2 separate regions of the Homo sapiens genome follow, and region 1 is linked to region 2. Evidence: chromatin loops called from intact Hi-C (ENCODE). Cell type or tissue: thyroid gland. All regions are shown on one strand. Each heading gives the region's core, and the rest is flanking DNA. Links, peaks and the distances in the headings are about the cores only.

The links. Hi-C counts contacts between places; a loop is a spot of excess contacts. Peaks named below come from ENCODE experiments on the same cell type or tissue, not always from the same donor. Only the 100,000 strongest peaks of a DNase experiment are listed, where the experiment ranks them.
Region 1: it touches region 2 in a loop (5-fold over the local background); 107 of 110 quality-filtered maps call a loop at or near these places.

Annotation. Positions count from the first base shown.
Region 1 is chr17:4,398,489-4,412,621 of GRCh38, reverse strand. No RefSeq gene overlaps it. Among named protein-coding and RNA genes, the nearest start is that of SPNS3, 28 kb to the left of the region's middle. In thyroid gland, for the core only: no CTCF peak of the experiment used is centred there; no DNase peak of the experiment used is centred there.
Region 2 is chr17:4,202,191-4,210,190 of GRCh38, reverse strand. ANKFY1 (ankyrin repeat and FYVE domain containing 1) reads left to right here. Exons shown (of 25, transcript NM_001330063.2): 5 at 244-367; 6 at 2,109-2,258; 7 at 3,705-3,870. Among named protein-coding and RNA genes, the nearest start is that of ANKFY1, 58 kb to the left of the region's middle. RefSeq lists a silencer at 2,941-3,141. In thyroid gland, for the core only: no CTCF peak of the experiment used is centred there; DNase peaks (open chromatin) are centred at 3,790, 4,060 and 5,229; H3K27ac peaks cover 1,987 bases.

The DNA of each region.
Region 1 (14,133 bases), core at 1,836-9,835, 200 kb before region 2:
TAGTAGAGATGGGGTTTCTCCATGTTGGTCAGGCTGGTCTCAAACTACCGACCTCAGGTGATCCACCCGCCTCGGCCTCCCAAAGTGCTAGGATTACAGGCGTGAGGCACCGCGCCCAGCCAGAAATGTATTTTTTTAAACAAACAAATGTGAAAACCGTTATTAGTTCAGGGGCCAAAAAAAAACAAAAAAAACAGGCCATCAGCCATGCTTCCAGCAGGCCAGAGTTCACAGACCCTTGATATAGAGGAAAACTCATGATAAGCCACTTGGGATCTCAAGTATTCATTTAAGAGAGGAGACTCAGGGAAAGATGCTGACCCGTGAAGGTCATCACTTTCCTTCCTTAATGCAAAACACACACGTACAAAAAACACGGGCCATCATCTGCTGCGCATGCGTCCAAGGCAGAGCTCCGCTTGGCCCAGAAGCCCAAGACCGCAAATCACCAGCAAGAATGCATTTTACTGCACACATCAAAGGTGGAAATGGGTAAAGTTGGCCGGGCGCAGTGGCTCACGCCTGTAATCCCAGCACTTTGGGAGGCCGAGGTGGGTGGATCACTTGAGGTCTGGAGTTCAAGACCAGCCTGGGCAACATGGCAAAACCCTGTCTCTACTAAAAATACAACAGTTAGGCCAGGCGCGGTGGCTCACGCCTGTCATCCCAGCACTTTGGGAGGCCAAGGTGGGTGGATCACGAGGTCAAGAGTTAGAGACCAGCCTGGCCAATATGGTGAAACCCCGTCTCTACTAAAAAAATACAAAAATTAGCTGGGCATGGTGGCGCACGCCTGCAATCCCAGCTACTCGGGAGGCTGAGGCAGGAGAATCGCTTGAACCTGGGAGGCGGAGGGTGCAATGAGCTGAGATCGTGCCACTGCACTCCAGCCTGGGCAACACAGAGAGATTCTGTCTCAAAAATAATAATAATAATAATACAAAAATTAACCAGGTGTGGTGGCAGGTGCCTGTAATCCCAGCTACTCAGGAGGCTGATATGGGAGTATTGCTTGAGCCCAGGAGGTCAAGACTGCAGTGAGCCATGATCACACTACTGCACTCCAGCCAGGTGACAGAGTGAGACCCTGTCTCAAAAATAAATAAAAATAAATTAGCTGACCATGGTGGTACACACCTGTAGTCCCAGCTTCTCGGGAGACTGATATGGGAGAATCCCTTGAGCCCAGGAGGTTGTTGAGGCTGCAGTGAGTGAGCTATGACACTGGGTGACAAAGCAAGATCCTATCTCAAAAAAAAAAAAAAAAAAAGTGGAAGCACCTCGTACGCCCAACTGAAGAATAGATAAACAAATTGAGGTGCTTCTGATGTATCCACACAATGGAATGGGCATAAAAAGGAATGAAGTACTGCAACATGCTACCATTTGAATGAACCTTGAAAATATTAGGTGAAGTGAAAGAAGCCACTCAGAAAAGGCCATATATATATTTTTTTTTTTTTTTTTTTTTTTTGAGACAGAGTCTGGCTCTGTCACCCAAGCTGGAGTGCAATGGCGCAAACTCAGCTCACTGCAACTTTCTAGGTTCAAGTGATTCTCCCTGCCTCAGCCTCCCAAGTAGCTGGGGTTACAGGCATGCACCACCATGGTCAGCTAATTTTTGTATATTTTTTAGTAGAGACAGGGTTTCGCCACGTTAGCCAGGCTGGTCTCGAACTACTGACTTCAGGTGATCTGCCTGCCTTGGCCTCCCAAAGTGCTGGGATTACAGGCATGAGCCACTGCACACAGCCAAGGCCAGATACTATGTGATTCCATATATATATCAGCATTATTGAAATATAATGTGCATACCATGTTCATTTAAGGTGTACAATTCAATGTTTTTTGGCATACTCACAGGTCGGTACAACCATGACCACAATCAACTTTAAAACATTTTCAGCTGGGATCAGTGGCTCATGTCTGTAATCCCAGCACTTTCAGAGGCCGAGGCAGGTGGATCACTTGAGCTCAGGAGTTCGAGACCAGCCTAACCAACATGGTGAAACCCCGTCTCTATTAAAAATACAAAAATGAGCTAGGTGTGTTGGCAGGTGCCTGTAGTCCCAGCTATTCAGGAGGCTGAGGCAGGAGAATCTCTTGAACCCGGGAGGCGGAGGTCGCAGTGAGCCGAGATCACCCCACTGCAATTCAGCCTGGGCAACAGAGGGAGACTCCGTCTCAAAAAAAAAAAAAAAAATTCATTACCTCAAAAAAAGCCCTGTGCCCATTAGCAGTCACTCTCTACCTTCCCCCAACTTTTCCTCCCTCCCTGACCCTGGCAACGGCCAACCTACTTTCTGTCTCTGTGGATTTGCCTGTTCTGGACATTGTATATCAATGGAATTATACAATATCTGGCCTTTTAAGAGTGGCTCCTGGCTGGGTGTGTGGCTCATGCCTGTAATCTCAGCACTTTGGGAGGCTGAGGCAGGTGGATCGCCTGAGGTCAGGAGTTCGAGACCAGCCTGACCAATATGGTGAAACCCCATCTCTAATAAAAATGAAAAATTAGCCGGGCATGGTGGTGGGCGCCTGTAGTTCCAGCTACTGGGGAGGTGGAGACAGAAGAATTGCTTGAACCTGGGAGGCGGAGGTTGCAGTGAGTCGAGATTGTGCCACTGCACTCCAGCCTGGGCCACAGAACGAGACTCCTTCTCAAAAAAAAAAAAAAAAAAGAGTGGCTCTTTTCACTTGCCAAGATGTTCTCAAGTTTCATCCATGTTACAGCACGTCAGTATGATTCCTTTTTGTGGCCTAATCATATTCCACTGTGTGAATACACCGTAATTTGTTGAGCCATTCTTTGGTTGGACAGATGAGTTGCTTCCATTTTTTTGCTATTACGAATAATTGCTGCTACAAACATTCATGTCAAAGTTTTTGTGTGAGCATGTTTTCAATTTACTGGGTATATCCCTAGAAGGGGAATTGTCAGAGCAAATGGCAAATCTACATTTAACTGCTCAAGGAACTACCAGACTATTTCCCAAAGACGCTGCACCTGTTTTGATTCCCACCAGCAGCCTGCGAGGGTTTTGATTTCTTCAAATCTTTGCAATCATTTAAAAAATTATTTCTCTTTTTTATTCTAGCCATCCTAGTGGGTGTGAATTGGTATCTCACTGTGGTTTTGATTTGCAGTTCCCTGATCATTTATGATGTTATATCTTCTTCAGAAAGAAATGTCTATTCAAGGCCGTGCGCGGTGGCTCACGGCTGTCATCTCAGCACTTTGGGAGGCCGAGGCAGGTGGATCAGGAGGTCAGGAGTTCAAGACCAGCCTGGCCAAGATGGTGAAACCCTGTCTCTACAAAAAATACAAAAATTTGCCAGGCATGGTGGCGGGTGCTTATAATCGCAGCTACTCAGGAGGCTGAGGCAGGGAATTGCTTGAACCCGGGAGACGGAGGTTGCAGTGAGCTGAGATCGCGGGGCGGCACTGCACTTCAGCCTGGGTGACAGAGCGAGAGTCCGTCTCAAAAAACAAACAAACAAACAAACAAACAAAAGAAATGTATATTCAAATCTTTTGGCCATTTTAAAATTGGATTATTTGGGTTTTATTGCTGAGTTGTAAGAGTTTTTTGGTTTTTTTTTTTTTTGGTTTTTGTTTTTGTTTTTCTGAGACAGAGTCTCGCTCTGTCACCCAGGCTGGAGTGCAGTGGCAAGATCTCATTTCACTGCAACCTCCGCCTCCCGGGTTCAAGTGATTCTCCTGCCTCAGCCTCCCAAGTAGCTGGGATTACAGGCACGTGCCACCACACCCAGCTAACTTTTGTAATTTTAGTAGAGATGGGTTTTCGCCATGTTTGCCAGGCTGGTCTCGAACTCCTGACCTCAGGTGATCCACCCACCTCAAACTGCCAAAGTGCTGGGATTACAGGCGTGAGCCACTGTGCCCGGCCAAGAGATTTTTTTAATATATATTCCAGATACACATTTCTTATCAGCTACATGATTTGCAAAAATGTTCTCCCATTCTTCTGTGGGCTGTCTTTTCACTTGACATTTGCTTTATATGTGTTGAACATATATTATTAGATAATACAACTTGAGAATTGTTTCACCTTACTTTTTTTTGAGAGAGAGAAAGACGAGGTCTCCTTATGTTGCCCAGGCTGGCCTTGAACTCTTGGCCTCAAGCAATCCTGCCTCAGCCTCCTAAGTAGCTGGGACTACAGGCGTAGTCCCAGCACCCAGCTGAGGTTGCTTCAGCTTAGTAGCTTGTTCCTGTAATTATGATGTAAACACTATTGTTTTCCCTGATAACTATTGTTTGTCTTAAATACTATTTAGTTTGATACGAATATAGATACACTAGCTTTCTCTTGGTGAGTATTTTCTAGCCATTGACATTCAGCCTTCCATATCCTTGTTTGATGTGTGTCTTTTATAAACAGCATGAATCTAGATTTTTTTAAAAATCCAGTCTGACAGCCAATCTGGCCAAGTTGGTGCATTTGCAATTGCCGTGACTCAGGCTAACCAGTGGCGCCTGCAATCTGCCATGGGCCAGACAGGAGGAGGGAAAGCAGCCCTCATTTGTCAGGTGTTAGTTTTGTGGCACGCCTTGTGCGACGTGTCCCACAGATGGCCTTGCTCAGAGCTCATGCTGTGTTGACATAAACATCACTGCCCTTTTTATTTATTTATTTATTTATTTATTTATTTATTTATTTATTTATTTATTTTGAGACGGAGTTTTGCTCTTGTTGCCCAGGCTGGAGTGCCAATGGCATGATCTCGGCTCACTGCCAACGTCCCCCTCCCGGGTTCAAGTGATTCTCCTGCCTCAGCCTCCCGAGTAGCTGGGATTACAGGTGTGTGCTGCTACTACCCCCGGCTAATCTTTGTATTTTTAGTAGAGTCGGGGTTTCGCCATGTTGGTCAGGCTTGTCTCGAACTGCTGACCTCAGGTGATCCACTTGACTTGGCCTCCCAGAGTGCTGGGATTACAGGAATGAGCCACCCCACCCAGCCTTAATTTTTTTTTTTTTTTTTTTTTATGGAGACAGAATCTCACTCTGTCACCTAATCCAGAGCACGGTGGCACAAGCATAGCTCGCTGCCGCCTCAAACTCATGGCCTCAAGCGATTCTCCTGCCTCAGCCTCCCAAGTAGATGGAACTACAGGTATGTGCCAGCATGCCAGGCTAAATTCTTTAATTGTTTTGTAGAGACAAAGTCTTGCTATGTTGCCCAGGCTAGTCTCAAACGCCTAGCCTCAAGCCATCCTCCCACTAGGCCTCCAAGAATGTTGAGATAACAGCTGCGAGTAACAGGACCAGCCTGGGGGCTGTTTCTGAAACACTGACTTGTAAGTGGAGAATTTTTTTAATGTAATGCTTGAAAATATCCAGCCAGGCACGATGGCTCACTCCTGTAATCCCATCACTTTGGGAGGTGGAGGCTGGAACATCACTTGAACCCAAGAATTCGAGACCCGCCGGGGCAACACAATGAGACCCCCATCTCTAAAAATTAAAAATTAAGCTGGGCGCGGCGGCTCACGCCTGTAATCCCAGCACTTTGGGAGGCCGAGGGAAGCAGATCACCTGAGGTCAGGAGTTCGAGACCAGCCTGACCAACATGGTGAAACCCTGTCTCTACTAAAAATACAAAAATTAGCCGGGCGTGGTGGTGGGCACCTGTAATCCCAGCTACTCGGGAGGCTGAGGCAGGAGAATCGCTTGAACCCAGGAGGCAGAGATTGCAGTGAGCCAAGATCACGTCACTGCACTCCAGCCTGGGCAACAGAGCAAGACTCTGTCTCAAAAAAAAAAAAAAATTAGGCGTGGTGGTGCATGTGTGTGGTCCCAGCTACTCCTCAGGAGGGCACCACTGCACCCCAACCTGAGCAACATAGAGAGACCCTGTCTCAAAAAACACAAAAAGGCCAGGCGCAGTGGCTCATTCCTGTAATCACAGCACTTTGGGAGGCCGAGGCCAGCAGATAGCCTGAAGTCAGGAGTTCCAGACCAGCCTGGACAACAGGGAAAAACCCTGTCTTTACAAAAAAACAGCCCGGCGCGGGCTGGGTGTGGTGGCATCAGCCTGTAATCCCAGCTACTGGGGAGGCTGAGGCAGGAGAGTCGGCTTAAACCCGGAGGTGGAGGTTGCAGTGAGCCGAGATCACACCACTGCACTCCAGCCCAGGCAACAGAGCAAGACTCTGTCTCAAAAAAAAAGCCCGACAGGCGCCTGTAATCCCAGCTGCTCTGGAGGCTGAGACAGGAGAATTGCTTGAATCTGGGAGGCGGAGGTTGCAGTAAGCCGAGATTGCGCCATTGCACTCCAACCTGGGCAACAGAGCGAAACTCCATCTCAAAACAACAAACAAACAAACAAAAAACAAAACTCAGTCTAATTCTGCCCGCAGTTTTGTCCTGAGCTATTAATTATAAATGGCTTCTCTCTGCCTCAGCTTTTCTGAATTCCTTCCCTAATTCTGTCCCCATAAGCATGAGAACTTCTTCCAGCCTGGGTCCCACTAGTGGTCCTAGACAAACCCAGAAACCAGCTCCTGGGATGTGGTCTGGGCCTGGTCAAGGTTAATGGGATACAAGCTAATTATTGGGTGAGTGGGAATCATGGTCAAGGAGGGAGCCAAAGCCAGGGGCAGGCTATCAGTAGGAGTCAGGCCAGGCGCTGGGCAGGGAGTACAGAAGGTGAAGCCAGTGGTTCAGGAAGGGACACGGGAGACCAATGGAAGGGTCCTCCACCCCGCTGCCTGCAGGCATGGTCACTGCACAGAGGCTGTGGGAGGCCATGGCGTGGTCTGGCCCAAGTAGATGGACATGCATCTACATAACCCCAGTGTCCACCGACAACCAGCTGACCCCATCACTCAAAAAGAATGGCATTGATTTTCTTGACCCCAAATGCCTCTGCTGGTGGGCAGAGCCCCAGGGAGACACTGAGTTCCCAGGAAGGGAACTGAAGCCAGTGTAGCTCCTGGGATTCCCAACTGCAACCCAACCTCTCCACCCACCTTGTCTCCTGGATTCCCTCCCCTCTCCTCCCCTCTCTTTTCTCTCCCCCAATCTCCCTGCACAGCTCACTACACCCATCGCTGGGCTGGTCAAAGTTCTCCCAGGGGATCTGTTTGCAGCTAGACATATGTGTACCTGTGAGTGATCATGCATGCCCGTGGTGCACACACATCCTCTTGTGTGCTGTATGTGCCTATACACACCCATGTGTGCCTGTACATGCGTGCAGACACCCATGTATGCGCAGATGGGCACGTACACAGTGTATATATGCACTGTGTGAGCCTGTGCGTGTAAGCTCCCCTGTCCCAACTCCCCAAGCCCAGATTAGCTGCCTCTACTGGGCTGACCTTGTCCTGACAGCCCCTTGGGACTGGGGGAGCTGCAGAGCCCTCCTTGCCCTCACCAAGAAACCAGGAGGCCCAGAGCATCCCCACCTTCCTGGAGAAGGTAAGAGGGAGGAACAGGCTGAGCAAAGGTGAGAGAGGAACATGTGGCTCCTCCGGGGAGTGAGTGAGGGCAGAAGAAGGATGTCTGGGGGAAAACATGTTTAAAGAGAAAAACAGTGAGTTAGGTTTAAGAGATGTTTTACATATATATATATAAATATATAAATGTTTATATATAAAAATATACAAATGTTTATATATAGAAATACACAAATGTTTATATATAGAAATATATAAATGTTTATATATAGAAATATATAAATGTTTATATATAGAAATATATAAATGTTTATATATAGAAATATATAAATGTTTATATATATAAACATTTATAAATAAATATAAACATTTATATATATAAATATATAAATATATAAAAATAAATATATAAATATATATAAATATATACATATATACATATATAAATATATACAAATATATATGAATATATATAAATATATACAAATATATATATAAATATATATAAATGTATATATAAATATATATATATATATGTATTTTTTTTTTTTGGAGACATTATTTAGCTCTTGTCGCCCAGGCTGGAGTGCAATGGCACAATCCCGGCTCACTGCAACCCCCACCTCCCAAGTTCAAGCAATTCTCCCGCCTCAGCCTCCCAAGTAGCTGGAACTACAGGCACGTGCCACCACGCCTGGCTAATTTTTGTATTTTTAGTAAAGACAGGATTTCACCGCATTGGCCAGGCTAGTCTCGAACTCCTGACCTCAGATAATCTGCCTGCCTCGGCCTCCTAAAGTGCTGGGATTACAGGCGTGAGCCACCGTACCCGGCCAAGAGATGTTATATTTGGAGGGCTCTTGGGACATCTATGTAGGGAGAAACCTGGAGCAAACTGAGATCTTGGAGCCTTGAAACCCAGGGCAGAGGGGAACTGACCCCAGACCCCAGCTTCAGGAGTGGACACAGAACCAGGGCCTCCCCAGCGTCTGAGACTTAGATTTAGTGTGGGTTTCCCCAAAGTAGACCCTGAAACAAGGACTTGGTTGTGGATAGTTTATTTGGGAGGTAATCCAAGGAAACACAAGTAAGGCAGTGGGGAAACTGAGGCAGGGAAGAAAAGCCGATGAAGCCTGGGCAATTGGTATTTAATCTTACTCTGACCCCTCTGAGGAGTTAAGACTTGAGGGGTTCGCCCCAGAAGAGGAGAAGCCGGTCCGACCAGTAAGAGAACTGCAGAAACAGCTGGGTGCAATGGCTCATGCCTGTAATCCCAGCACTTTGGGAGGCCGAGGCGGGCGGATCACGAGGTTAGGAGATCGAGACCATCCTGGCTAACACAGTGAAACTCCGTCACTACTAAAAAAGTACAAGCCAGGCGCGGTGGTTCATGCCTGTAATCCCAACACTTTGGGAGGCCGAGGCGGGTGCATCACAAGGTCAGGAGTTCGAGACCATCCTGGCCAACATGGTGAAACCCCGTCTCTATTAAAAGTATAAAAATTAGCTGGGCGTGGTGGCAGGTGCCTGTAGTCCCAGCTACTCAGGAAGCTGAGGCAGGAGAATCGCTTGAACCCAGGAGGCGGAGCTTGCAGTGAGCCGAGATCACCCCACTGTACTCCAGCCTGGGCGACAGAGCGAGACGCCGTCTCAAGAAAAATAAATAAATAAAAAATAAAGTACAAAAAATTAGCCGGGCGTGTTGGCGGCCGCCTGTAGTGCCAGCTACTCAGGAGGCTGAGGCGAGAAGGGTGTGAACCCACAAGGTGGAGCTTGCAGTGAACCGAGATCGCGCCACTGCACTCCAGCCTGGGCGACAGAGTGACACTCCGTCTCAAAAAACAAAACAAAAAAAACAAACAACCAAAAAAAAGAGGAGCTCTCCTGAGGACTTAACGCTCTTCACAGGGTCCACGAAAATCTGGAAAAGTACATGGGATCCTAAGAGCAGGAGGCAGGACAGGGAGATTAGGATTCTGGGGAGCTGTGTCCCTCTATCCCAACTGCCCTGACAGCCCCAATTTTGATGACCTGGTTGTGGCCAGAGGAGGAGGCCTCACCACTACCAGTGCTGCAGGAACTTGGGCCTCTGGGCACTAAGCCCGTGCTAATGAGCTGGTTCTTTTTTTTTTCTAATGGCACGATCTCGGCTCACTGCAACCTCCACCTCCCGGTTTCAAGTGATTCTCCTGCCTCAGCCTCCTGAGAAGCTGTGATTACAGGCGCCCACCACCACGCCCAGCTAATTTTTGTATTTTTAGTAGAGACGAAGTTTCACCATGTTGGTTAGGCTGGTCTCGAGCTCCTGACCTCTGGTGATCCACCCACCTCAGCCTCCCAAAGTGCTGGGATTCCAGGTGCGAGCCACCACGCCCAGCTCAGTGAATTTTTCTGTATATATATGCACCTGTGTGTACTAGTTTCCTGCGGTTGATATAACAAACTATCCCAAACTTGGTGTCTTAAAACAACATAAACATGGCCGGGCACAGTGGCTCACGCCTTTCATCCCAGCACTTTGGGAGGCCGAGGCCGGCGGATCACCTGAGGATGGGAGTTCGAAATCAGCCTAACCAACATGGAGAAACCCCGTCTCTACTAAAAATACAAAATTAGCCGGGCATGGTAGCTATGGAGGCTGAGGCAGGAGAATCGCTTGGTGAGCTGAGATCGCGCCATTGCACTCCAGCCTGGGCAACAAGAGTGAAACTTGGTCTCAAAAAAAGAAAAAAACAACCAAAACCATAAACGTATTCTCTCGAATGTTTTCTCTCCTGGGGGGCAGAAGTCTGAAGTTGGTATCGCAGGACTGAAATGGAGGTGTCAGCAGGGTCATGCTGTCTTCAAGGCTCTGGGAGAGTCCCTTCCTTGCCTCTTCTAGCTGCTGGCTGCTGGCAGTCCTTGGCTTGTGTCTACTTCGCTCCAATCTCTCTCCATCTTCACATTACCTTCTCTCCTTCTGTCTTCTCAAATCTCCCTCTGCCTCTCTCTTATGGGACACCTGTGATTGCATTTAGATTCATCCGGGTCATCCAGGATAAGCTCTCCATCTCAAGATCCTTAGCTATCACATCTGCAAAGACCCTTTTCCCAGATAGGGTAACATTGACAGACTCTAGAGCAGTACTCCCCAAGCTTTGTGGCACCAGTTCCTGTTTTGTGGAAGACATATTTTTCCATGGATGGGTGACGGGTGATGCGGGGGATGGTTTCAGGAAGATTAAAGCACATTACATTGATTGTGTACTTTAATTGTATTATTATGACATTGTAATATATAATGAAATCATTATACTTCACCATAATGTAGAATCAGTGGGAGCCCTAAGCTTGTTTTCCTGCATCTAGATGGTCCCATCTGGGGGTGATGGGAGACAGTGACAGATCATCAGGCATTAGGTTCTCATGAGGAGCGCGCAACCTAGATCCCTTGCGTGCCCGGTTCACAATAGGGTTTGTGCTACTATGAGAATCTAATGGCCCCAGTGATGTGACAGGAGACAGAGCTCAGGCAGAAATGTGATCGATGGGGAGCAGCTGTAAATACAGATGAAGCTTCGCTTGCTGGCCCACCACTCCACCTACTGCTGTGAGGCCTGGTTCCTAACAGGCCAGGGACTGTTAGTGGTCCGCGGCCCAGGGACTGGGGACCCCTGCTCTAGAGTTTAGGACCCAATATAGTTGGAGTCCATTATTCAGCCTACTATACAGTGTAACCGCCACCCAGATCAAGATACAAAAGAATCTTTTGCTGAGCGCGGTGGCTTACACCTGTAATCCCAGCACTGTGGGATACCAAGGCGGGTGGATCGCCTGAGGTCAGGAGTTCAAGACCAGCCTGGCCAACATGGTGAAACCCCTAAAAATACAAAAAAAAAATTAGCCAGGCTTGGTGGCGGAAGCCTGTAATCTCAGCTACTTGGGAGGCTGAGGCAGGAGGATCGCTTGAATTTGGGAGACAGAGGTTGTGCTGAGCCAAGATCATGCCATTGCACTCCAGCCTGGGCAACAGAGTGAAACTCTGTCTCAAAAAAAAAACAACAGATTCTCTTTATCCCAGAAAGTCTCCTAGACCACGGGTAACTGCTCTTCTGACTTGTAACACCGTAAATGAAATTTTCGTCTTTTTGAACTTCATGTAAAGGCATCATACTACGTCTGTATTAATCATACTGTGTATATGTATTTCTCTCAAGGATATCTGTGAGATTCATCCACATTGTTACCTGATTCAGATCTTTTTAAAAATTTTTTCTTTTTTTTTTTTTTTTGAGACGGAGTCTTGCTCTGTCACCCAGGCTAGAGTGCAGTGGCAAGATCTCCACTCGCTGCAACCTCTGCCTCCCGGGTTCAAGCAATTCTCCTGCCTCAGCCTCTCGAGTAGCTGGGATTACAGGTGCCCGCCACCATGCCCAGCTAATTTTTGTATTTCTAGTAGAGACAGGGTTTCACCATCTTGGCCAGGCACATCTCAAAACTCCTGACCTTGGCCGGGCGCAGTGGCTCACGCCTGTAATTCCAGCACTTTGGGAGGCCGAGGCGAGGTCAGGAGATCGAGACCATCCTATCCTGGCTAACACGGTGAAACTCCGTCTCTACTAAAAATACAAAAAATTAGCCGGGCGAGGTGGCAGGCGCCTGTAGTCCCAGCTACTCGGGAGGCTGAGGCAGGAGAATGGCGTGAACCCCAGAGGGTAGAGCCTGCAGTGAGCTGAGATCGCGCCACTGCACTCCAGCCTGGGCGACAGCAAGACTCCGTCTCAAAAAACAAACAAACAAACAAAACAAAAAAAACCCTCCTGACCTTGTGATCCACCTGCCTTGGCCTCCCAAAGTACTGGGATTACAGACATGAGCCACCTCGCCCAGCCTCTTTTTTTTTTTTTTTTTTTGAGACAGAGTCTCAGTCTGTCGCCCAGCCTGGAGTGCAGTGGTGCAATGTCGGCTCACTACAACCTCCGCCTCCCAGGTTCCAGCAATTCTCCTGCCTCAGCCTCCTGAGTAGCTGAGATTATAAGTGTGTGCTCCATGCCTGGCTAATTTTTGTATTTTTATAAAGATGGGGTTTCACCATGTTGGCCAGGCTGGTCTCGAACTCCTGACCTCAGGTGATTCACCTGCCTTGGCCTCCCAAAGTGCTGAGATTACAGGTGTGAGCCACCACACCCAGCTCTAGATAGCCTTTTAGATACAAATACTGCCTTAGTCCGTTTGTGCTACTACAGTGGAATGCCTGAGACTGGATAATTTATAAGAAACAGAAATTTATTTCTCATAGTTCTGGAGGCTGGGAAGTCCAAGATTAAGGTGGTGGCATCTGGTGTGGGCCTTCTTGCTGTGTCTTCACATGGCAGAAAGCAGAAGTCAAGCAGGGACAAATGCTGTGTTCTCACATGTCAGAAGAGTGAAAGGACAGAACCCACTTCTGTGAGCCCTTTTAATGGCAGCATTTATGTATTCATGAGGGCAGAGCTCTCATGACCTAAACACCTCCCACTAGGCCCTACCTCCCAACACTGTTGCATTGAGGATTAAGTTTCCAATTCACCAGGTGTGGTGGCTCATGCCTGTAATCCCAACACTTTGGGAGGCCGAGGTGGGCAGATCACATGAGGTCAGGAGTTCAAGACCAGCCTAGCCAACATGGTGAAACCCTGTCTGTACTAAAAATACAAAAATTAGCCAGGCATGGTGGCAGGCACCTATAATCCCAGCTACTTGGGAGGCTGAGACAGGAGAATCTCTTGAACCCGGGAGGCAGAGGTTGCAGTGAGCCAAGATCACACCATTGCACTCTAGCCTGGATGACAAGAGTAAAACTCCATCTCAAAAACAAAAACAAAAAAGTTTCCAATTCATGAATTTTGGGGAACACACTCAGACCATAGCAAATATACTACAATTTATTTATCAATTATCCTATTTCCAGTTTAGAGCTATTAAACAAAACTGCTGCAAACAGGCTGGGCACAGTGGCTCACGCCTGTAGTCCCAGCACTTTGGGAGGCCGAATTGGGTGGATCACTTGTGGTCAGGAGTTCGAGACAGGCCTGACCAACATGGTGAAACCCTGTCTCTACTAAAAATAAAAAAAAAATTAGCCGAGCATGGTGATGCACGTCTGTAATCCCAGCTACTCGGGAGGGCTGAGGCAGGAGAATCACTTGAACCCGGGAGGTGGAGGTTGCAGTAAGCTGAGATTGCACCATTGCACTCCAGCCTGGGCAATAAGAGCAAAAACTATGTCACAAAAACAAACAAACAAACAAAAAACTCTGGTCTTTGCACAGCCAGCTTTGCGTGAATTACTCTTTCTCCGTTGCAATTCCCCTGTCTTGATGAATCGGCTGTCTAGGCAGCGGGCAAGGTGATCCCCTTGGGCAGTTATACAACCAGCTTTCCATTTTGCAAACAGTCTAATGATCTTTACTTAGATTTTAAAAATCCTGTTTGACAATGATTATCTAATATATTTTTTTCATATCAAATGTTTCTATCCAGTGGGAATCTCTGAACTGGATTTTTCCAACATTATCTCCCTTTGCAGCAAATTTGAAATAAAAAATTTTAATCTGTGGTCATATAAGTACATCTTCTCACGTCCTCTCTTCCCACCACCTCTGACACATACCTACACTTTGATGATTATTATTATTATTTTATTTATTTATTTTGAGATGGAGTGTCTGCTCTTGTTGCCCAGGCTG
Region 2 (8,000 bases), core at 1-8,000:
ATCAGTTTATTTGCATGTTATTTTGATTCTGACCAGAATGGAGCAATGAAATATTATAATGAAATTCTAGTACTTTTTAAATATGGGAGACCAACTGTAATTTATTCATAACCCTTTGCTTAACCTTATCCCATAGTGTTATTAATAGGACATAGCCAGCCAGTACAAAGATGATCGCTTTGGTTTGTTCGTTTGTGAATTATTTGTCCAGTAATACTCCTCATGATGAATACTCTCTTACAGATGTGAGAAGGGTGTTATGTCTCTAGTGAATGTCAGGAACTGTATTCGCTTCTACCAGACGGCAGAGGAGCTGAATGCCAGCACACTGATGAACTACTGTGCAGAAATTATTGCAAGTCATTGGGTGAGTGAGGTTGAGGGTGTCAACAAAGCACTCTAGCTGGCAGTCAGGAGACCGCCGCTGGGGACGTAGTTCCATGGAAAGTGACCTCTCTGGCACCTGGTTTTCTCTTGTTACACAATTGAAGAATAAATAGTTTGATTAGATGATCTATGAGACTCTTTTCAACTCAAATTCTGGTAGTTCTGTGATTTCGGAGCCAAAGGACAAAAGATAGCTCAGGTCTGGCCAGGCGCGGTGGCTCACGCCTGCAATTCCAGCACTTTGGGAGGCCCAGGCGGGCAGACCACTTGAGGTCAGGAGTTCGAGACCAGCCTGGCCAACATGGTGAAACCCCATCTCTACTAAAAATACAAAAATTAGCTGGGCTCAGTGGTGCGTGCCTGTAGTCCCAGCTACTCAGGAGACTGTGGCAGGAGAATCACGTAAACCCGGGAGGCGGAGGTTGCGGTGAACTGAGATCGCGCCACTGCACTCCAGCCTGGGTGACAGAGCGAGACTCCGTCTCCCGCCCCCCCAAAAAAGATAGCTGAGGTCCAGAAACAGGCTTGGAAGCATCACCTGCCTTCACCCTCCATCTGTGGAAGCTGCTGCTGAGCTGCAGGAGTAGGGTGTGGCTCCACGGCCAGCAGGCCCTGCAGCTTCAGCAGCACAGTTTCAGAGCTTGCCCTTGCTCTCCTAATCAGGCGGAGAGCATCTTTCAGTTTAGATTTCCCTTTCTTAGGTTGTTTCATCATAAAGAACAGTGTTTACATTTTTTTTTTTTTGAGACTGAGTTTCGCTCTTGTTGCCCAGGCTGGAGTGCAATGGCACGGTCTCAGCTCCCTGCAACCTCCGCCTCCCAGGTTCAAGCGATTCTCCTGCCTTGGCCTCCTGAGTAGCTGGGATTACCGGCATGCAGCACCACGCCTGGCTAATTTTGTATTTTTAGTAGAGACGGGGGTTTCTCCACGTTGGTCAGGCTGGTCTCAAACTCCCAACCTCAGGTGATCGATCCGCCCACCTCGGCCTCCCAAAGTGCTGGGAGTACAGGCGTGAGCCACTGCGCCCGGCCAGTGTTTACATTTTGTTGTTGTTGTTTGCAGTTTTAGAATATTAGGGCTGGTGCTACCTTTTGCAAATTAGTTTCTGCGAATTGTTTGGTATTCAACAACACTGTGGGAAAAGCCTTAGAGTTTCAGAAAAGGCGGCTAAAGAACTGGATTTTAAGGCATTGAAACAGGATTGGTAACCTTTCTTTTAAAATAGGCAGAAATATAGAGATCTGCAATAATAGGGACCAGCTGCGACTCAGTGGAGTGACTTGTTTGTGGAAGTTGGAATTGATTTTGTAACTGCCATCTTTCAGGGGGTGGGAGGAGGACTCCCTGCTCTCATGTGAGGCTCCCTTGGGGCGCATTCCTGTTAGAGGTATGCATGGCTGGTGTTTTGCCACCTCACTGGGAGGCACAGTAATGCTGGAGGAGAGTGAGGCTCGGAACGTCAGCCTTCTGGTTCCCCAGCCATTTAAGGACTGTCTGAACTTGAGCAAGTTATCTAATCTCTTTATGCCATAATATTTTCTTCTGTAAAATGGGGATGTTCAAGTACTTACTTCATTGGGTTTTGGGGAGAAATAAATGAGTTGGGAAAGGTTAAGCCCTTAAAGAAGGGCCTGACTGATGCATTTGAGAGGCTTGCTAAATGGTGGTTGGATTCATTGCCTTGTGTCTGTTCTGCTTTTCACTGTGTTGTGAATTCTCAGGACGACCTGAGGAAGGAGGATTTCAGCAGCATGAGCGCTCAGTTGTTATACAAAATGATCAAATCCAAGACAGAGTACCCGCTACATAAAGCCATCAAAGTGGAGAGAGAAGACGTGGTCTTCCTGTATCTGATTGAAATGGATTCCCAGGTACTGTAGCTGCCTTTTCCATTCTTCATTTCCCGAAACTCTAATGCACTTGTCTTTCTCCGTGGTACTTCTCACTTCCTTCCGAGCCATGACTGGCACAGTCTTTAACGTACGGATTTCTACTAAATAGTTTGTTCAAGGCAATCTGAGCTTTTTCTAACATGTTTCTCAAAATTCTTCCAGCCTTAGCCCATTGCCCAATTTAAAAACCTCTTAAATGCTTTTAGGTAGTTTTTTTTTTTTTTTAAACGCTTCTTAACTTTTAGGTGCCAAAATCTGTGTTAGTTTACTTTTGCTGCTATAATAAATTACCATAAACTTAATGGCTTAAAACAACACAAATGTATTGCCTTACAGTTTTGTAGGTTGGAAGTCTAGGACAGGAATCACTGGCCCAAAATCAGGATGTCGGCAGGCTGTGCTTCTTTCCAGAGACTCAAGAGGAGAATCCATTTCCTGCTTATTTGGATCTTTGGCAGAATTCAGATTCTTGCACTTACAGGATCGAGGTCCCCATTTTCTTGCTGGCTGTCAGCCGAGGGCCATTCCCACCTTCTAGAGCCCTCCACACATTCCTTAGCTCATAGCCCCCGGCTTTTGTCTTAAAAGCCAGCAGTGGTGGGTCAGGTGCTTCTCATGTCACATCTCTCTGACTTACTCTTCTGGTTCCCTTTTTCACTTTGAAGGACTTGTGTGGTTAGATAGATCGGGCCCTCTGTGGTTAGATAGATCGGGCCCTCTGTGGTTAGATAGATCGGGCCCTCTGTGGTTAGACGGGTCGGGCCCTCTGTGGTTAGATGGGTCGGGCCCTCTGTGGTTAGATAGGTCGGGCCTCCTGGATAATCTGGGATACTGTCCCCATCACAAGGTCCTTAATCACATCCTCAAAGTGCCTTTTGCCATGTAACGTGGTATGTTTATAGGTTCTGGGGATTAGGACATGTCCGTCTTTGGGGGGGGTGATAATTCTGCCCACCATATGACCTTGAAAGAAATGTAATGGCTCTTGACAGATGGGAGCGAAGTATGTTTTATCCCGGGTGTCCAGTGTATGGGGAGACATTAAACTGCTGGGAAGAATGAAATAGGAACGCCACTGCCTTTCATGAAAACATTAGCTGTTCACCGTAAAACTCTCTGAGCCTCTGCCTGGCACTCGTGCCCCACAGCACTCTGTCCACATTTTCCTGGTGGCCTTTAATCGTCTCCCACATTGTTTATGTTGGCTATGTGGTCCCCATTAATTCTGTACTCCCTGAAAACATGTACCCTGAGGAAGCCTGATAGAAGTTTGTGAATAAAGTTGAATTTGGGGAGTAAGCAGTGTTGGAGCACTTAAATTTGACATTTGTATAAGAGATGATATTTAAGGGTCAAGGTGGGAGAAATTAAAATAGGTCGTATTCTCTACTCACTGGGCGCTAATTTACAAACTTGTTTGTGTAGCTCCCTGGGAAGCTGAATGAAGCGGATCATAACGGAGATCTGGCATTAGATCTAGCCCTCTCACGACGACTGGAGAGTATTGCCACCACGCTGGTTAGTCACAAAGCTGATGTGGACATGGTGGACAAGAGTGGCTGGAGCTTGTTACACAAAGGAATCCAAAGAGGTAGGAAGAAGTGTGTATGTTTCCCTGCAGGCAATTTTATTTTTATCCGAGTAATTTTTGAAGACTTTCTGACCTTGTTCCCAAAATTCTCAAAGGCTTCTGTAGTCTGTACTCACAGGCTACATGATCTAGAATTTGATCATTGGGTCAGAGGAAGCACTCAAGAGCTGTTGCCTATGCCGTGTTAGTTTGGCCATTCACCGTGCCAACAGGGCCCCAGAAAGAAAGGCTACAAAGATGGTACTTGTGTGAAGAAGTACCTTTTACTTGTAAGCACTTGATATGTTTGCTTGTTCAATGGATGGCTTTCTCCAGGAATTGTGCTAGGAAGGTTTTGCTTTTGTATTCTACCACAGATACAAGGATAGTAGCAAAACCATAAACCTTGAAACGTGTTCTTAGCTTCAGGGTTTTCACTTTAACAGGCTAGGCCTCTATTATGATAAATTGATAGAGTTTCATTTTGTTCTAGCAGAGTTATTTGAAATTGTAGCTATATTTTGAATGCATTGTTAATAGTTGGAAGAATACAGAAATGATAGACTTGAGAACAAAACATTTAAATCTTTTTTTTTTTTTGAGACGGAGTCTTGTTCTGTCGCCCAGGCTGGAGTGCAGTGGTGCGATCTTGGCTCACGGCAAGCTCCGCCTCCTGGGTTCATGCCATTCTCCTGCCTCAGCCTCCCCAGTAGCTGGGACTACAGGTGCCCACCACCACGCCCAGCTAATTTTTTGTATTTTTAGTAGAGACGGGGTGTCACCGTGTTAGCCAGGATGGTCTCGATCTCCTGACCTGGTGATCCACCCACCTTGGCCTCCCAAAGTGCTGGGATTAGAGGCGTGAGCCACCGCGTCCTCCCAGAACATTTTAATCTTAATGAATTAACTTGTCAAAGGAAAAAAAAAATACTAGGTTTTTGTTTGTTTTTTTCCATAGTCTTACTAATTCATGAGTCCCAAATGGATCTGGGCTGATTTTGCTTTGCAATGGTCATTTTAGACAGAGTGAAATCTGTATAGAGGTAGAGTTCCAGTGAGAAATGAAAGCTTTCCAAAGTGTCAAAGCGTTAGTTTTGTGGAGGGATGGTTGACTTGATTGAAGTGCATTGCCATGGCCACTTTTTTTTACTTACACGTAGACATCAAAGAGAGAATCTACTTGTTTCGTTCCATCTTAATCATCTATATTTTCCCCTTTTGATGATGCATTGTTATACTATTATTGTCTGTGCTACATTTTTGCCATTCACAAATTGCTCCTAGTTGGTGGAATGTAGTTACATCAAGATGTGGTCCTGTGCCAGCTTTGTCCTTTTTGGGCCAAGGTTTTAATACAAGTATCCTTATAAGCCATGTGCTGGAGTGCTGAGCTTGCTGGCTGGTAGAGAGGAAAATTTTGCTCATCACTGGGTAGGAAATCCTTCGAGTATGTCAGTGTCAAGAGCAGATGCATCTTCCTCAAGCACCGTTATGTGCTGTGCAAAGCCAGCGGGTGCTTAGCACTGAGTGTGATTCAGTGGGGAAATCTCCACCACGTAGGGAATGATTCTTTCCCACACTGTTTCGTGTCTGAGATGTTTATTTTGGAAACAGATACCCTGTTACTAAAAAAAAAAAATCTGAGAATTTTGTTTCTTTCCTCCCAGGGAGTTAATTCTTATGTTTGATGATAAATCATCTTTGAGTTATTAAATATTTTGGTGATTGCTTAGATACAAGAATTGCCAAGAATTAGTGATACATTTTTGATGTTTATTTTCAGATGATTTAACCTTCCACTCTGAGTTTATTAATTGCTTGCAAGTATGTGGATTACAGCGTGGGTATAATAAACTTGATTTTGCTAACTTTAGAGTGTTGCATATTACGGTAGACAGAGCACTGGCTTTATGAAGCTGGTATTCACCAAGGTTTGAATCTGAGCTCATCTGTTTACTCTGTGGCCTTGGACAAGTCACATTCTACGTCTTCCTTATCCATAAAGTGGGAATTACTTTTGCTTTATTGGTTTGTTCAGAGAATGCGAGGCAATGTTAGTAGTACACCCAGCAGTGATTACCAGGGGAATGGTGGGGTCAACCCTGCCATTCATCGCTTGCCCCTGCGTTGGAAATGCCATAACCAGGTCCAGTTCCTGTAGGAGTTTTTTTCACTTTAACTGTTAAAGAGTGAAAGTCTTTAATATATGAGATTTTGGTTTAGTCTGAGCACACATTAGAATCTGTCAACAAAATAGTCAGTGATCATCCTAATAACCAAGTATACCAGTCATTTTATCTAAAGAGTGGAACAGGCAGGCAGTGTCTTGGGGGAGTCCACAGGGGGCACATGTTTGGCCAGAGGGATGCCATCTCCTTGGATTAGCCTGATCTGAGCAAGAAGATGAGTCTTCACTTTATAAAAACAGTTCTTCCTGAACTTTTTTACCTTAATAACCAACATCAGTTGATGGGTTTCTTTTTTCTTTCTTTCTTTCTTTTTTTTTTTTTTTTTGTTGTTGTTGTTGAGACGGAGTTTCGCTCCTGTCACCCAGGCTGGAGTGCAATGGCTCGGTCTCGGCTCACTGCAACCTCTGCCTCCCAGGTTCAAGCGATTCTCCTGCCTCAGCCTCCTGAGTAGCTGGGATTACAGGCACCTGCCACCACGCCCGGCTAATTTTGTATTTTTAGTAGAGACTGGGTTTCTCCATGTTGGTCAGGCTGGTCTTGAACTCCCAACCTTAGGTGATCCGCCCGCCTCAGCCTCCCAGAGTGCTGGGATTAAAGACGTGAGCCACTGCGCCTGGCCGATGAGTTTCTTCAGTAGATTGTTCCTGTTATTTTTAGTAAATTTGAAAATGATGCCACCAACTGGAGCAGCATGAAATATGGTTTGTATTAATTGAATAATGAAGGTTACTGGCTGAATAAAACCATCAAGAAGCTGCATTGAAAGAAATATTATATATGGATTTTTTTAGTGTGAAGTTTTTTGTTAGGAATATTTTTATATGGACGGATTGTAATAGTCAATAGTCATGCCTCATTTACCTGGCAGTGTCAGTGAATGAGGTGATGAAGTAACTGAAACTTTTAAGCACCAGCTTTTATTTTAACTGTTTCTGATGATTTGAAATCTTTCTAAAATGTGTTAACCATTTTCTTATTGACAGAAACCTTATAAACGGTGATTGTGACATTTTCTGTTCCCTCCCTTTGTTCTGCTCTTCTGATATCAGTTGTCCTTTTCCTTTATGTACCCTCTGGGCTTTCTTTTAATGTAAAACTTTATTAATTTTCTATTTCTAGTAATTTCTAAATAGCTTCTTTGTGTGGGGTGAATATATATATATATATATATGTGTATGATTATAAGTAAAAAGAACTTTATATTTGGATCTTATTAATAAAGTAAATCTGATCCAAAGTCTATAATTCTTCTAAGAGGACTTAAGGATTTAAGATATAAAATTTTTTTTTATCATGCTATCCATCTGAATCCAGTCATTCATAGGTTTTCATATACCTGTGCAGTATTGCCCAGTTTATCTTCTGTATGTTTGGTGTATTATACATTTTTCATTAACCTATCTTTTCTTAGCTTTACTGTGTATTTATCTCTCTTTTTTTTTTTTTTTTTTTTTTTGAGACGGAGTTTCGCTCTGTCGCCCAGGCTGAAGTGCAGTGGCACAATCTCGACTCACTGCAAGCTCCGCCTCCCGGGTTCACGCCATTCTCCTGCCTCAGCCTCCCGTGTAGCTGGGACTACAGGCGCGCGCCACCATGCCCGGCTAATTTTTGTATTTTTAGTAGAGACGGGGTTTCACCGTGTTAGCCAGGATGGTCTCGATCTCCTGACCTCGTGATCCGCCCGTCTCGGCCTCCCAAAGTGATGGGATTACAGGCGTGAGCCACTGCGCCCGGCCTCTTTTTTTTTTTTTTAAGACACAGTCTTGCCCTGTCACCCAGGCTGCAGTGCAGTGCTGCAATCTCGGCTCACTGCAACCTCCGCCTCCCGGGTTCAAGCGATTCTCCTGCCTCAGCCTCCCTAGTAGCTGGGATTACAGGCACATGCCACTACGCTTGGCTAATTTTTCTATTTTTGTAGCGATTGGGTTTGCCATGTTGGCCAGGCTGGTCTCAAACCCCTGG